Regions from separate parts of the Mus musculus genome. Here region 1 is linked to region 2. The links are chromatin loops, found by intact Hi-C in ENCODE. Cell type or tissue: heart. All regions are shown on one strand.

The links. Peaks named below come from ENCODE experiments on the same cell type or tissue, not always from the same donor. Only the 100,000 strongest peaks of a DNase experiment are listed, where the experiment ranks them.
Region 1: it touches region 2 in a loop (19-fold over the local background); 2 of 42 quality-filtered maps call a loop at or near these places.

The regions. Positions count from the first base shown.
Region 1 is chr13:96,933,230-96,941,229 of GRCm38, reverse strand. Gcnt4 (glucosaminyl (N-acetyl) transferase 4, core 2 (beta-1,6-N-acetylglucosaminyltransferase)) reads right to left here. Exons shown (of 3, transcript NM_001166065.2): 2 at 5,234-5,350. Among named protein-coding and RNA genes, the nearest start is that of Gcnt4, 13 kb to the right of the region's middle. In heart, no CTCF peak of the experiment used is centred here; no DNase peak of the experiment used is centred here.
Region 2 is chr13:95,448,118-95,456,117 of GRCm38, reverse strand. No RefSeq gene overlaps it. Among named protein-coding and RNA genes, the nearest start is that of Crhbp, 7.3 kb to the right of the region's middle. In heart, no CTCF peak of the experiment used is centred here; no DNase peak of the experiment used is centred here.

The sequences.
Region 1 (8,000 bases), 1.5 Mb before region 2:
AGTGCTGGGATTAAAGGCGTGCGCCACCATGCCCGGCACAGGATCAATTTAAAATCAGTGTCTGACAGCCTCCACCCCAGACTCTGTGTTAACTTAATAGCACTGTTGTGGACACGAACTTACTCAGAATGCTGTTCTATCTCGGCCCCTTCAATAGACTAATGAGTTGGTAACTGCCAGCGTCTCTTATGAGAAGAGAGACTGTGGCACATGAGACAGATAAATGCCTACCCAAGAGCAAGGGCAGAAATCTCTCCTTAGGGAGACTTCTCCATGATGGTGAGCCCCAAGCTTCATGGGACCCTCTCAGCGCCTTCCCAGATGTTTTTCCTTTAGTACATTCAGGTCAAGGCAGGTGAGCAGAGATGGCCATTCCTTATGAGTAATGGGCTTCCTTCTTACTCCAAGTCTTCCCAACTTTAAATCCATTTTTACCAGTGCCTCAAATTAAAAAGAAAGTCTGTAAAATCCTCAAACCATTCAAGGTCCTGATGCGGAAGGCGCTGGAGCTTGGCGCAGGAAGCCTTGCTTTCAGACCTACTCAGCCTTCTGTGTAACTCCATCGCTTGCATACACAAAGACAAATTCTCCATATTCTCCATAATGGTTTAGCTCTTCACTGATGCTCCCATTGGAAGCCTTACATAACTGTATTGAAACAGAGACAGATGAATTCCACTCATGATAAACTATGCCCGTCTGAGCAAGAATCTGCATGGAGAATTAACCGATGGGGACATAGGCGATAAGTCACATCTCCGACTGAAACGCTAGGCCCAGGGCAATCGATGGGCTGATCGGGAGATTAATCCGTTTTCAGTCAGTAGGCTCCTTCAGAGGAGGAGGAACAAGCTAATTTTAGGGATCCAGTCACCGGTGATGCCTGGCTCACATCTTGTTGCTATGCAGTTGGGGCCGTCTGAGAATACCTAAATATTTTAGAAAACTTTCTGGACGTTCCCTTGAGGCAGAGAACATTCCCTCAATGCATCCCCCCCCCCTTGTTTTATTATATGTCAACTTGAAAAATAGGATATGAAAAGCTTATTAACTTGGGAATGTCAGAATATTTTTCTAAAGCCTTACAAAGGAGAGACATTATTTACCACATAAGGAAAGAAGTATAAAGATGAATACACTAAAAAAAAAAAAAAAAAGAAACAAAAATAAATAAAAAACGAATGTCCTCCTAGACAGAGGGACCCTGATGGCCAACAGCTGTATGCATGACCACAGAGCCTGATCACAGTGAGGCCATCGAGTCTACATGATGGCGTGCTCATTTCCGACCACAGAAAATTCTGGACTGGGACCATTAGGTGGGAGGGTGACTCAGCTCTGGTATATTTCCGTACCGCCTCCACAGTACCTCAAGAGCTGTGCTAAAGAGTCAGAAGGCCAGGTTCTCCATAAGCTCACACTCTCGTTGTTCTAGCCTCGAAGGAACACTGCCAAGGAAAATAGCTGTCACAGCGTGAAGTAGGCAAACACAGTACCTATGTAAAATACAAGAGCCTCATGGCTAGGCCAATAATGCAATGTACGTGAAGACAGATGGCCCTGGAAAGACAAGTAACTACAGTCTTTACAAGGCAGAGACAAGGGGTTTTCATTCTTATTTCATAAAACAAACAACAAAACAACCAAACTCAGGACGTCAGAGAAGCCGGAAATGAAAAACAGAGCTTACATTGCAGTGGTCCATACGTTGGCAAGATACTCCATGGACACCATGTCCTTCATGCCCTGCCCTCACCCCTAACAGTGGCCTCACTGTGCAGGCTGTCCTACTCATTTCTGTCACTCACAACACCTATGTGACCAGTCCTCTTCTCACCCGAGTCTGTAAAATGTTAAGGGCTTTCTAACGGCAGCCAACAAGCTTTACACCAGAACAACAACAACAAAACGGAGTTTCTCCTTCTAGGTCCTTTTCACCAAGACTTAGTTAAATCTATAATTCCCAAAGAAACTAAATGTACAGTCTTAAAAGTGAAAGGGCTTTAAAGGTGACTAGGTCCGCAGCCCTCCCTGAAAGAAACCCGCCTGTCATAGAGCCTCATTATCAGTCTTGGGATGCTGGGAACATAATTTCTCCATTGCATGTGTGTCTTAGTCTGCCCCTGTTGCTATGACAAAATACCATAAAATGGGGAGTTTATCAATAACGAATTGTATTTATCATGGTCCTGGAAGTTGGGAGGCCACGATCAAAGTTCAGATTCACATCTAGTGATGGCACAGCCCAGCTTCCAAGATGGCACTTTACGGTTGTGCTCTTCCATGGCAGAAGTCAGAATGGCACACGTGTGGGACCTCTTACAAGGTCACTAATTCCATTTGTGACACTGCCCTCAAGGCATTACTAACCTGCTATAACCCTTAATTCTAACACATTGACAGTTAAGTTTCATCATGACTTTAGGAAGGACACATTCAGATTGTAGTGACATGCATCCAGCCAATTGGTGTCCATTAAGGGACTCCACAGAGGGTAGGATCTCCTGTTCCTTATAAGGGTTCCTCATGGTGGCATCCAACATAACCTGGGTCCCTTTTCCTCACTACTAAGATAGTTTTGCCCAAAGTCAACAATATTCCCCATGTTGTCAGTGTTGCAGGCTATCTGGTCACATTGTGAACCCCAAATCTGTGACCTGGAAAATCCTTGTTGTCTCAAGAGCTTTCTGTAAGCAAGAGCTAAATAAAGTCAAAGATAGGTCAAGCAAGAGGCATAGTTGCTTAACCATTTGACAAGCAGTGAACAATGGAAGAAAACCCAGGAAAGAGAAGGCAGGTCTTTGAGTTGAAGGGCTTTTAAGACAGTGTGGCGAAGGAGGAGGGGCTTTTCCTTCTGGGATGTCAGAGGAGGAGGAAGGGCAGCTGGCTGCTTTCTCTGCCTCTCTGACTAGCAGGCTTTCACCCCAGTATCTGGCTCCTGAGTCTTCATGGGTAAAATGGCATGACTGGGATTTCGTTTATTAAAACAACATGTCGGGAGTCCATGGACACATCCCTGTCCCTTCTTAGTGACCCATGAAGAATGTCAGTATTATTTGTCTTTTCTTACTTATACTGTTCAGCAAATCATTATTCCTGCTTTTCAAGATGAGAAAATGAGTCATAGGAAATATAAAATTTACTTTAGCTCGTAATATATAGAAGAGCCAGGAATTTCAACTATGGCCTATTTATCACTAGGCACAGCTCAGCCCTGCCCTTCCAGTCTCTCAGTGGTCTAAAGGAACCTGGAGTCACCAATGGTGTTATAAGGATCTACTGAGCCTGCTTAGGAAATACTAAGTTACCAAAGTAGAATTTAGCTAATGGAACACCCTGGATTGTCTTATCAGGAAAAGCTAATTGCGCCTTGGCTAACAGCTGTGTGGGAAAAGCATCCCTGGTCTGTGTCAGGATAACTATAACAATATTTTACATTTTAAACCTCCCCATTCATCCAAAAAACCAAACTTTCGGATTCCTGTCCTTGTGAAACATATTTAATTGCTCCAAGAATAACTTGGGCCGTGCAATTGTATAAGGTGATGGGGTCTCTGTTCAGGGCCAGCTCCCTTCTGTGCATTAGCCAGAGCCAGATGTGTGCTACTTATTATTAAAGAGTCTTTATTAATCTCTAGGTGGTGAAGAGATTTCATACTGGGAAGGCATATTAGCCCTATACTGTAGGAATATGGTTCTACACTCCAAACGTATTTTTAAGCCATCTCCCATCTCCCACTCTGTCAGGGTCACTCTAATCCAAGCCGCTTCAACCTCGGCTGCATGAGAAACCGCTTCCCACTCAGCTCCCTGGTTTCTTCCGGTCCACGCTTCAGGAGTAATTAAGCCACGCCTCCACACCTGCCCCCTATTGGCCAAACCCTTCCCTGAGAACAAATCAGCAGCCTTTCCTACACAAGCCTGGCTTGTTCTTCCACTCTCTCGTGAGCTCTGGGTGACTCCAGTCTTCTGAAGAAAGCTCCAGTCTCTTCTTGGCCTCAGGACCTGTGTTCTTGTTGTTCCTTAATCTAAAACTACTTTTCCCTAGGCCCTGGCCAGCTAAGGCTCTCAAGTTGTAGAAAAACAACCATAACCTTCCCTTGGGTTCGCTCTGACTACCTTTTTCAGATCTCTCCAGCCTACCCATACTCCTGTCCCCCACGCTCCCTCCTCCTCCTGCCATTGCCACAGCTCATTTGTGCTGCATTATTATCTGTCTTTAGATAGGAACATGAGGTCCTCGAAGGGTTACCCCTCCATCGCCAGCGCCAAGCACATTCACCCCTGGTACACTGCAGCTGTTTGGCAGTACAAAGCCAAACGCCCCACATTCTAGTCTGGGCTCTGCTATCTAAAGCTTCCCCAAGTGACCTAGCACCATATTAACCATGGGCAAGTCTTTATGCCCCAAGTATTAAGCAGGATAATAGGCTTTCTATCCTACAATGCTATTGTGTAGGCCCTATGACACAATGCCTATGAAAGAGCGGTAGGAGAAAGATGTTGGTCTGCAAACGTCAGGTTTTACGACCTCCATAAGAAGAATGGTTTCCTGGGGGGAAACCTAGAGTCAACTTTTTGTTTTATTTTCCCCGAAGCAGTGCAGCCATTATCCTCTGTACCTGACATTCTAAATCATTATTCATTCTTTACTCTTTAGCAACATTGTTTTTGTTGACAGTAATTTTCAACTGAAGTTTTGAAATTCTCCCTGGGGGTTTCAGAGTTATGTAGAACCAGATCTTCCCTGACTGTGAGGGACAGGAAGGTTGTTGCTGTAGTTAATGTTTAGAGGTGGTTCCTCGTTTTTTTTGAAAGACTGCTTGCCAAAGAATTTCTTCCAAGGCACCTAGGCGGGCACTCACCAGCAGAGGCCCAGCAGCACCAGTGCCCCATGTGGCAGTGCCAGTAATGTTCTGTGGATCTCTCCTCTCAGACCCCACTCTTTTAGGGGTGACTCTGTGTGGTGGCTCTGTATTGAACCTCAGTTTGGAAATGTCACTCCAAAGGACCAGCAAAGCCATCCTGAGCTTTTTACAGCAATGTGAACACACAGAACATCCTCAGACAGGGCCTTTGCAGGACCCTGTCACAACGATCCTATGTCCAAGGACACTGTCTCAGCATGGTTAACTAGGCTCTGTTTGAGGCAAGGGTGTGTTACTACTGATAGGTTTCTTGCTCAGTAGTTTGCTTTGGTCTGACTGTTATCTTTTAAAAATAGTTACTTTACCTGCAAAACAGCAAGAACAGCGGCCTCAATGGAACTGCAGGACATGAAAGTCATTCTCCATACTGCTTCCTTAGATCTCTATTCCGCCTGCAGTGCCTGTTCCAGAGTCGTTCGGGTCTAGGGAAAAATCACAAGGTTGTGTAAGGTTACATGGGAAACGAAGAACTCCTATCAAGATGCTTTGGTCAGACTGAGAGTGGTCCCTCAAGGTCACGGGAAATCTGGGTCATAGCAGCGTAACCAAAAAAAAAAAAGCACAGAAATCAGATACTACTCTGCAGTTACAGCAACTGGGAGGTCAGCCTGACTTCTTGGTTTCCTCTTATGTCTCAAGGTAAAGAGCAGAAGTGGCTCACCATCCAGCCGGCACGGTCACCTCGATGCCAAGAAGTTCTAGCAGGATCTAAAGTGCCAGAGACCGCAAGGCCAATGAAATGTCCAGTTCTTAACACTCGAGACCCTTAGGAAGTAAAATGCTGAGTTTGTCTTCAAACACTTTAAAAAAAGGATTCCCCAAATATCTCTGCCCTCAAATGTTAGTTGGAGGGCAACCTGCATGCCAAGCCATGCCTGCCTGGGCACAAAAGACTGCAGAAGAGGGGCTGACCAACACCTAGACCTTGGTCCCAAGTTTCTTTCTTTGCTCGTCTTCTGTCCATTTCACTGAGCTTAGGTACAGCGAAACCAAACTGCCTTCAAGTTCCATGTTCTAACCTTAAAATGTGGGTCATAAATATTTTATTCTTTTTTCTATAAAGTAGAAAACCTGAATTAAAAAATGTTGTTATTGTTGTGTGCATTCTTGTGTACGCATGCAAAGGCCAGAGCAGGGTATGCGGTGTTCTCCACAGCTCTGCTTTTAACTGACTGGATACAGGATCTCTTACTGAAATTGAAGCCTGCTGTTTCAACTCAATGACTGGCCACTAAGCACTGGGGTCCAGCTCTCTGCCTCCCAGTGCTGGTCACAGGTACACACGGTCAGGCCTGGCTTACTTGGTTTTCATTCGAGTAGTGGAGATTTGAACTCAGGTCCTCAGGTCTGCCTGCTTACACCATACCCGCTTTTATTCACTGAGCCACCCACCTCAAGTCTTTTGTCTATTTTTTAAAAAGTGAACTTTTCTGTTAGAAAGAAAAGACGTTGCCTCATCCAAGGTGTGCAGATGTAAACCTCTCCCCCCAAAACCCTGCATCTCTGGAAACCTTTATTTTGGTATCATAGAGTCACCTCCATATCTTATTCCCCCCAAATTAACTATTGAAAAGATCTGTAGCTAGCTGAAGATGTGTTAACTCATTTCCTCATGGGCATTTATGCCCTTAAATAACAGCATGGTGAGGAAGCTCTGGATGTGCATCTGTGTGTGCATAAGTCAGGGAATATGTGTATTTGTATGCACATGTGCTCCTGCACATGTGAAAATAAGCATTGTAAATGTGCACGGGGTGTCTGTGCATGTTGCATGTGTATATGCCTATGTGCAGATATGAGTATGCATGTGTGTATATGTGTTTGTGGGTGCTTGTGCATGTGTTGCGAATCTTATGGTATAGCCCAGGCTGGCCTCTCACTCATGATCCTCCTGCCTCAGACTTTTGAGTGCTAGGATTACAGATGTGGGTCACCATGCCTAGATGATCCTGACTTGATTAGTACAGAAGCCACAGTTGATATCTGTTGAGTTTCCACCGTGTTGGTTGAGCCTAGATTCACATCTTTTTGTCTCCAGGCGTCTTCACAATGCAGTTACTTAAGGGCATAAATGCACATGTGGAAATGTGTATGTGTGCCATGCACACAGGCATGCACACATGTACACAGACATCCACACAAACACACATATTCCCAGGCATTTACACATTTACACATGCACAGACAGAGACAGTCACATGTGTGTACACACATATACCTCCCACACACATGTGTGTGCTAAGGTGGGCACCTCTGTCATGATTGCATGGTTCAGTCAAAGATCTGTGGGCTTAAAATATGCAAACTGCCCTGAAATCTTGTACATAAGTTACATAAATACTAAGTTCAAATCCAGAAACTCAAAAACTAAGTGGAGAGGGATAGAAGAAAATCCATGGTGCATGGCTCAATATGGCCAAGACAGGACGTTCCAAAGCAGAGATTTTTAACCTTTGCAGAAGCCCAATCCAGAAAATCCCCTGACAGCTGTGCAGCAGGCATCCCTGGCAAGGCTGCATTTGAACAGTAGTTTCCGCAGGTTACAGTGGGCTGTACCACCCGGGAGACATGACAGATAAACACAAGGCTTGCCCAGCTTACTAAATGTTTAAGCATGTAGTTGTACACAAAGCAGAAATCAACACCTCGAGCAGATTTTCTGACGGACAGTGATGTGGTCAGTGCCAGAACAGAGATGCGATAAAACTCAGAAACAGCGCCATAGGGAAGACTCTGGCAGGCTGCCAGCTGCCCAGAACAGTCGTTCTCTGGTCTTCTCTCAGAGAGTCCCTCTAACTGCCGGTGACAGAAATGGGCAACTCTGAAAACTTTCTTCCTGTCTCCCATATAGAAGAGGCAGTGTTGGGAAGAATCCGAGGTTGTGGGGAACATGGCTCTCAGCAGGAAAAAAACCACCTTGCCTCTCTCCTTGTCTCTCTTCTACTTTTCTGCTCGGAACTCTAGCAAGATGGCTAGAGCCTCTCTGAAGGAGACAGTATAGACCAAGAGACTGCTGGTCTCTCAGCCTCCAGCTTAAGCCTCTGAGCTAGCGTAGCAGATGCATCCCTGAGC
Region 2 (8,000 bases):
GCTGTACAGCCATTTGGATAATGTAAGGGAGTGCACACATACATACACAGATGTTTTTGTGACTTGAAATGAAAAGAATTGCTTTGTAAACATGTGACCTATGGCCTCATTTCTGTAAAGAAAATCTCGCATGTGTAGTCTCTGGAAAAGATAAATGCTGCATTAACCATGGTGTATATTCATGATAGGATTAAAGGGGCAGTATGAGGGGTTTTTCTATATTTTAAGTTGGTTTTTTTTTTGATCCAGCCATGAGCATGTTTTTTGTTGTTATTATGGTGGTTTTTATAATATAAAAAACCTATGCCTCTAAAATCATGGTGATGTATTGAGCTCAATACCGCTTTTACTCTTTGCAAACACCATTCACATTTCTATTAACAGATTTCTCTCCTTCAGCAAGGAGGCAGCACCAAGAACAACTTGTGGTTTCTCTCCTCCCACTGTATATAAGGGTTGTGGGGATTGAACTCAGGTCTTCAGGCTTGGTGGCAAGCACCTTTACCCACTAAGCCATCTTGGTGGTCCAAGAGACAATTTACAAAATAGTATTTTAAAATTAATTCTTTGATAATCTCATACATGTACACAGTGGATTTTGATCACATTCTTCTCTTCTACCAATGCCTCTGGATCACATGATCCTGTTACTTCCATGTCTTTAAAAAAATCCAGTGAGTCCAGTTAGTATAGTAGTCTCTGCACAGGTATGAGCCATGTGCTGAAGTGTGGTCAACCTATTGGGGGCCACATCACTGAAGAAAACAGACACTCTGGCAGCCATCAACTTCCAACAGCTGGGGATGTGGGGCCTCATGGGTCCTCCCCACTTCATGGTGGAGTGCTGCCTGGTTTTATCTTGTACAGGTCTTATACAGGTGAGTTCTGTGAGCTCATTTGTCCATGGCCCTGACTGGTTTTATGGTGTACAGGTCTTATACAGGTGAGTTCTGTGAGCTCATTTGTCCATGGCCCTGTCAAGTTCAGAAGACACTGTTTTGCTGAAGTCCTTCCCGTGCTCTGAATTGTAATTCTGTCCCATTGTAAGATCAAACCTTCTGCAATGTTCCCTGAGTCTTGAGGGAAGGACATGTTATACGGTGGTCCTAGTTATGGCTGAACACTCCACAGACAATTATTCTCTGCACTATGGCAGGTTTGAGTTGTCGGAACACTTCCCAAGAATGGGGTCATGTGAGGGGAATTCTGAGTGCTTGTGAGAAATTTTTTTTTTTCGAGACACAGGCTTGTTTTCGGAGTCTGTCTTTATGCTTCTCCCAGGTGTAGTGGTGGATAGGAGTGAGTTTACTTTAGATTGCTCACTATTGCTTGCTGATGTTATTCAATTAAATAGTATCCTTTATGTGCCTCTATGGAAGGACATTTTTGCTGAGTGTGGCTTGTCCCTATGGTTGTATACCACTTGAACTCATGGGAACTTTATTCAGACCCTCAGAGTTTAAATTACCTGATGCTCTGAATAAAGTTAGCTATTGTATGAGACTTTGGTCCGCCTCCTTTATCAGCTCTGTTCCCACTCCCAGTTCCCACCAGCTCTGTATTAACCATCATCCACTTTGTGTAAGGAAGCTTCTTTGATGGGAGCTGAGGTAATCTATTGGCACACAGATAAGCATTTGGAAGGTAGCTTTGGATCATGTCCAGTTAGCAAAATAATAGCAGTAAGTTCTCCCTTAGGGACCAGGGACTCCCCTGGTCGTTGGCCAGGTTACAGAGCCAGGAATGGGTTTCCTCTGGTGGGGTTGGTTTTAAATCTGACCAGAGGTTAGTTACTCCCATAACACTTACACCACATTGCACTCGTGGGAATATATTCAGGCTTGTCGTTCCCGTGGCTAGTGGGGTTCACAGCTGTGTAAGACTCTTGATACCTTTCCCGTGGCTAGTGGGGTTCACAGCTGTGTAAGACTCTTGATACCTTTCCCGTGGCTAGTGGGGTTCACAGCTGTGTAAGACTCTTGATACCTTTCCCGTGGCTAGTGGGGTTCACAGCTGTGTAAGACTCTTGATACCTTTCCCGTGGCTAGTGGGGTTCACAGCTGTGTAAGACTCTTGATACCTTTCCCGTGGCCTGTATAGCATCTTCTCTCAATGCGAACGTTAGCTGGCAGGGAGGAAACTTCCAGGTAAAAGCTACCTTGATTTCTTCATGTCTCGAGATTAAAGTGTGTGGTATCTTCAGCAGTGGGGTCTTACTGTTGTTTAAAAAAAAAGTTTGATTTTACCCATGAAGATTCGGGAGCCAGATGCTGGGGTGAAAGCCTGTTAGTCAGAGAGGCAGAGAAAGCAGCCAGCTGCCCTTCCTACTCCACTCACATCCCAGAAGGAAAAGCCCCTCCTCCTCCACACTGTCTTAAAAGTCCTTCAACTCAAAGACCTGCCTTCTCTTTCCTGGGTTTTCTTCCATTGTTCACTCCCTGTCAACTGATAGCTTGCTCCACCTCAAGGGTAAGTCCTCGACTTTAGCTCTTAAAGGTGTGTGCTAGGGCTGAGCCACACCACAGCAAGCTGTTTACAATAAACAGAAAGCTCTTGGGCTAAAGGTATGAGCTACGGCCGAGGCACACCATAAGAAGAAAAGGGTTTTCCAGCCTACCATCTCATAATATGATCAAATATCCTGTAACATCTTACCATCAAATTCTGGTGGCAAACAAGAGCAATGGCGTCGATCAGCCTGTATTGATTTAGGGGTGGGTCTCTTTCTCACACGAGCAACTCAAAGGGAGGAATCCTACATTCAACACTGGGCTTTTTTTGGTTTGACAAACAATGGCTTTTGGGAAGATCTTCATGCTCCATGTAGGGTGACTCCACTCACACTATAAGAAAATATGGATAGTTTTTGGAAGCTTATAAAATAATAGGTTTATATAAAGCTTCTCCCCCAATACTCTTAGTATAAGTTATCCCTCCATAACCTCTCATTTATCCTCCCCTCCCCACTTAAAGCTCTACTCCCCATTACTCTCATGTTTATAACACCTGCGTTCTACTAAGCCCATCCATCAAATCTGTCTTCTACCCTCCCCAATGGCCCCTTTCCAGTTTTCTGGCTTCTTTAACGCCAAGTTAAATACACACAGTCTAAGGTTTGAAGCAAAGGTCAATATAGAAGAAAGAACACAAAGCCTTTGCCTTTGCGGATCTCCTACAGTGCAGGATATAGGACCAACAATTGACAAATGGGGCCCCATCAAACTAAAAATCTTCTGTATAGCAAAACAAACAAACAAGCCCCACCCCAATAACTTTAGCTTTTACTGTGATTTCTTTAGCTTTTCCTGATGCTTTTTTTTTTTGTTCCAGGGTCCCATCTAGGGTCTGCTTTTATGTTTATGTCTTCTTGGGCTACTTCTGGATGTGACAGTTTCTCAGATTCTTTGTGGGGTTGACAGTGTTTGAAAGAGGAAGGTTTCAGAGGTGAAATCTCTGCCATTTTCATCATGCTATATCAAGGGTTGTACCTCAGTATGATTTTTGATTACTGATACCAGCCATGATCCAGGTGACACAGTGTTCTGTTGGGTTTCTTATTGTTAATGTTACCCCTAGCTCACCCTTCCCATACTTTTGGTAAAGAAATCACTAATTTAATGCCCACAATTGAAGAATGTGATCATGAATGTTTTCTGTGTATTCTGTGTAAGAGATTTGGGATTATTCTGTGTCTTGTTTCTCCACTTACAATTTATTCAATCATTCATCAACACTAGCAAGGCTTGTGGAAGTTTATTCTACACACCAGGTTAGCGTCTAACATTACCTTATTTTGTTGTTCAAATTGTTACAATTTTGGACACTAAAGAGCCTTTCCATTGGATCTTGGTGTTTACTTTTTAACCGTAAAGTTGATCAACATTCTGATCTGTTTTGAAACCATGAGATACAAAGAGATTATTTATCTATCTATCTATCTATCTATCTATCTATCTATCTATCTATCATCTATCTATCTATCATCTATCTATCTATCTATCTATCTATCTATCTCTACAATATTACTATATAATCTCTCTCTATATATTGTTTGTCTATATATTGTATGGCTTTATACACACACACACACACACACACACACACACACACACACACACACACGAATGAATATATCAGGATAGCCATTATATTGTCTAACCCTGATTTCACAACATGATATTGCCTTCCTTCCCCAGGTGTCCGAGAGGAAATGGGCCTAGTGGTGACAATCAGAAACATAAATGTCAGCACAGAAAAGGGGAGGGTGCTTCATGATGCTTTGGAGTTCTAGCACCAACTGGTGAGGGCTTGCTGGCCACAGGGCTGAGGTCTAGAGGCTACCGGCATCTGTCATTTAGTCACATTTTCTTCCCCCACAAGCCCAGCTAGGCACCAGGCATCTTGTTTTTACAGATGTTGACTCAGCCTGGAAGCAGCTGTCTTGGAAGAAGGCCATGCATGGATACAGATGGTGACTGAGTCAAGGGCTTTACAGACAAAAGCTGTCATATAGCTGGAAAAGTTGGAGATCCCCTATGGGAAAGTGAGGGAATGTGGATTAGAAGTGAGAGGGCCTGTATTAGCTCTTCAAACCTCAGTGGCTCAAAAGGACAATAGTCATTGTTTCTCTGGCTCCTGAGGTTGAGTGTAGGAAATATTCAGTATGTAGGTTCCGGTGCAGGGCTTTCTCGATGTCTGGAACTAGGGTTACCCTCAGCCTGAAATTTTTGATTTTTCCCACAGACTGCTGTCTATATACTAACTACACAGTATTGCGTTGAGCCATGCAATTGCCTGAGGCAATCGATATTGATGGTGTCTTATTTGTCACACACACATATGTATGTATATGTGTATGTATATGTATAATGCATTGGTGGGACACTGCACAAGGAGATACCACAGATAGCTAATTGTTACCTAGATCTTTCTCTGTTCTTGTCCTTTTCAAAAGCTCCTGTAAACTCCTGTCCTTTAGATCTATTTTAAGACAGCAGAAGCACAACTCTTTGCATATTATTTCTCCTCTGTCAGGGAAGAGGCAGATTCTGCAGGTGATGTCATATCCCAGTGCACGTCACCACTGCTCAGTGACACACACTGCTGGGTCTGGAGCTTGCTGTACCCCTCCCTTTGATGCAAGGAGTGAGGCATATGAGATGGCATTTCATTGTAATCTCTGGACTGGATGTTAGTCATGGAATATTTCAGAGGGAGCCTGAAGTGAGCTGAGGAAATAATGTCACTCCGAAGTCAAGGGAACCTGCGCAAAGATGAGCAATGTGCGGCCTCCCTGACAGCGACGGATCCGCTGCTTCCAGCCTGGGACTGTGCCGTCTCACTTTTTGCTGCTTGTCTAGTTATTTTTAAAGCCCCAACTTATTATTGTCCTGACTCATTTCCAGGAGTGTCCCCCCCACCCCCGCCATGTCTTCAGAGAAGGATTCATCAGCTGGCTGGATACAGAGGCAACTTTGTGGTGTGGGCTTGGCTTCTTGCTCACGGTGAGAATCTGGGCAAACCTTACCTCTTTCATTTCTCTCTCCCATCAGTGCCCTTCAGATGCATTCTTGCTAGCCACACTTTCTTGGTCCTAACCGTCTCAGTTTTGACACATGATCTCACTCAGCGATGCTTGATAAGGGTCTAACTGCTTCCTCCTTGGCAGGCCCTGATTTCCCCCTCTTTCTGCTTTGTAACATCAGCCGCTCCCATTCCTCTCTCTTCTCAGTTTTATTCCACTCTGACTCTCACCATTTCTTGTGATGAAATCAGCTCCTCTGTCATGCACATAATCTTTAATGGGACCCATTCCTGGCTCATCTTTTAAAATGCAGTTCTGCAATTAGATTCTAATCTAGTCCTCTAATTTTCTAGCCATGGCTTTTAAAGTCAGTTAATGTTTTAATATGAAGTCATTCATTCTAATTTAATAATGATATGAAAACATATCCCATGTATGCCTCTTACAAAAATATTATCATTAGTTTTGGTGATGAAGACATGAAATAGAATTGGTAATTTAACCACAGCTGTCATTTACATCTATTCTGTCTGCATTACTTACACTGTTTGACACCTACAGTAATTTTTAGCATATACTCTACCGTTTATAGATAAGGAAGCTTATGATCAAAGAGCTCTTTGAACCCATGTGGGTTTTGTTTTGCGTTTGTGTGGTTTACTGAAATGTTACCGTACAGTCAGTCTGTTATCTAGAAATAGCACCATGCTCTAGTGTATAACACAATGCATGGATATTATAGCTCACTCTATGAAAAGGCTAAACTGTTTTAGAGATGGCTGTGTTTTGGAAGCAGTAACTGCTGCCAGTTACAAACACCTTTCATGGAAACTGCTTTCCCCCTTTTCTCAAGGGAATGTTGTTATGACAGTCTTCTGCCCTGGCCTCTGACCTCTGCCTACAGGTTTGTGGGTGAAGATTTTAAGAATGTAAGTTTGAGCTTGTTTTCATCTGTCTGATGGTGACACAAAGTTTTTGGTGGCCTATGTGAAGCTCCCAGAACTGGGGGCAACCTACAGACAGAGGGACCAGGGTGTGGCCACAACCTACAGACAGAGGGACCAGGGCGTGGCCACTCAGTGCTTGCTTTTACTTTTTCTTTTCTGAAGGCATCTTCTGTTGCCGGATTTGACCACATTGTGAAACACAAGGTTGTGAGCTGGGGTTTTGTTTTAATGTGGGCTCATCCCTAGCACACACCTTTAACCCAAAGAGCTTTCCGTAAGCAGGAGCTAAATATAGTCAAAGATAGGTCAAGAGGCTGAGCAAGCTACCATTTAACAGGAAGGGGACAGGAGGAAGAAAGGAGGGTCTTTGAGTTGAAGGCCATTTAAGACAGTGTGGAGAAGGAGAAAGAAGGCATTTTTCCCTCTGGGACATTGGTGGAGGAGGAAGGTCAGCTTAGTGCTTTCTCTGACTCTCTGAGCTAGCAGGCTTTCACCCTAGCATCTGGCTTTTGAGTCTTCATTGGTAAATTGAATATTTGGGATTTAAAAAAACAAACAAACAATCAAACAAACAAAAAAACACCCAATAATCTTCATATCTTGAAAATAGATTATACTAATGTACGGATTATACTTCAGCTTGTTATCGCTCGAGCCCTACCTCCCAAACGTGTAGTTTCTCTCAACTGGAGATCTTCTATAGCTGAAACATGAGAGTATCATCCAAAGTCTGACTCACACTAGGTCCGCAAATCAGATTCACTTAGCTCCCTCTGATTTTTAATACCGCTGAAAAATAATCTTAATGAGTATAAATCGTTCCATTAATATAATAAAATCTATGTTGGATTTAAAAGATACAAAAACAACTCTAAAATTAATATGGAACCTCAAACAAAACAAAACAAAAACCTTGAAGGAAACAAAACCAACCAACCAACCAACAAACAAACAAACAAAAAAACAAAACCAGAAGGCATCAAACTTATTGACTTCAAAATTTAGACCCCAGAGTTGTCAGCTGTGGTCCTGGCATAAGGAGAGATACCGGCCCATTAAGAAGAACAGCAAACTCCACTTGGACAAGGATATCAAGAGTATACAATGAGGAAAGGACACATATGTTGAAGCCTCCCCGCCCAGCATAGCTGTAGCCATTTGGTTCCTTGCCTGCCAACTATTTCATATTGTTGCCGTAATATGTCTGTCCGTCATTGGCACAGAAAAATAACTTGACTCGGAGTAGGGGTCATGCTGACCACATACCCAGTTTTGTTCCATATGTTATAAGCTTTGTTAATCTTAAGAAATTCCACAACTATAAGCTTCCTGAAGGCCCCATCAAATTAAAGGTCAATATGAACTGTTATGTCTAAAATGACTTGAGTCAGGGTTGACCCCTGGGCAGCACTTCCAACATCTGTGTATGAGCTCCTTGTGTTTTTGTGTTTTTAGCCTTTATAAGCTGTCCCTGAGAGATGTCCAGCTTTGAGCTGTTGCCCTGGTCGATCGGTCTTGGGGATGTGCGT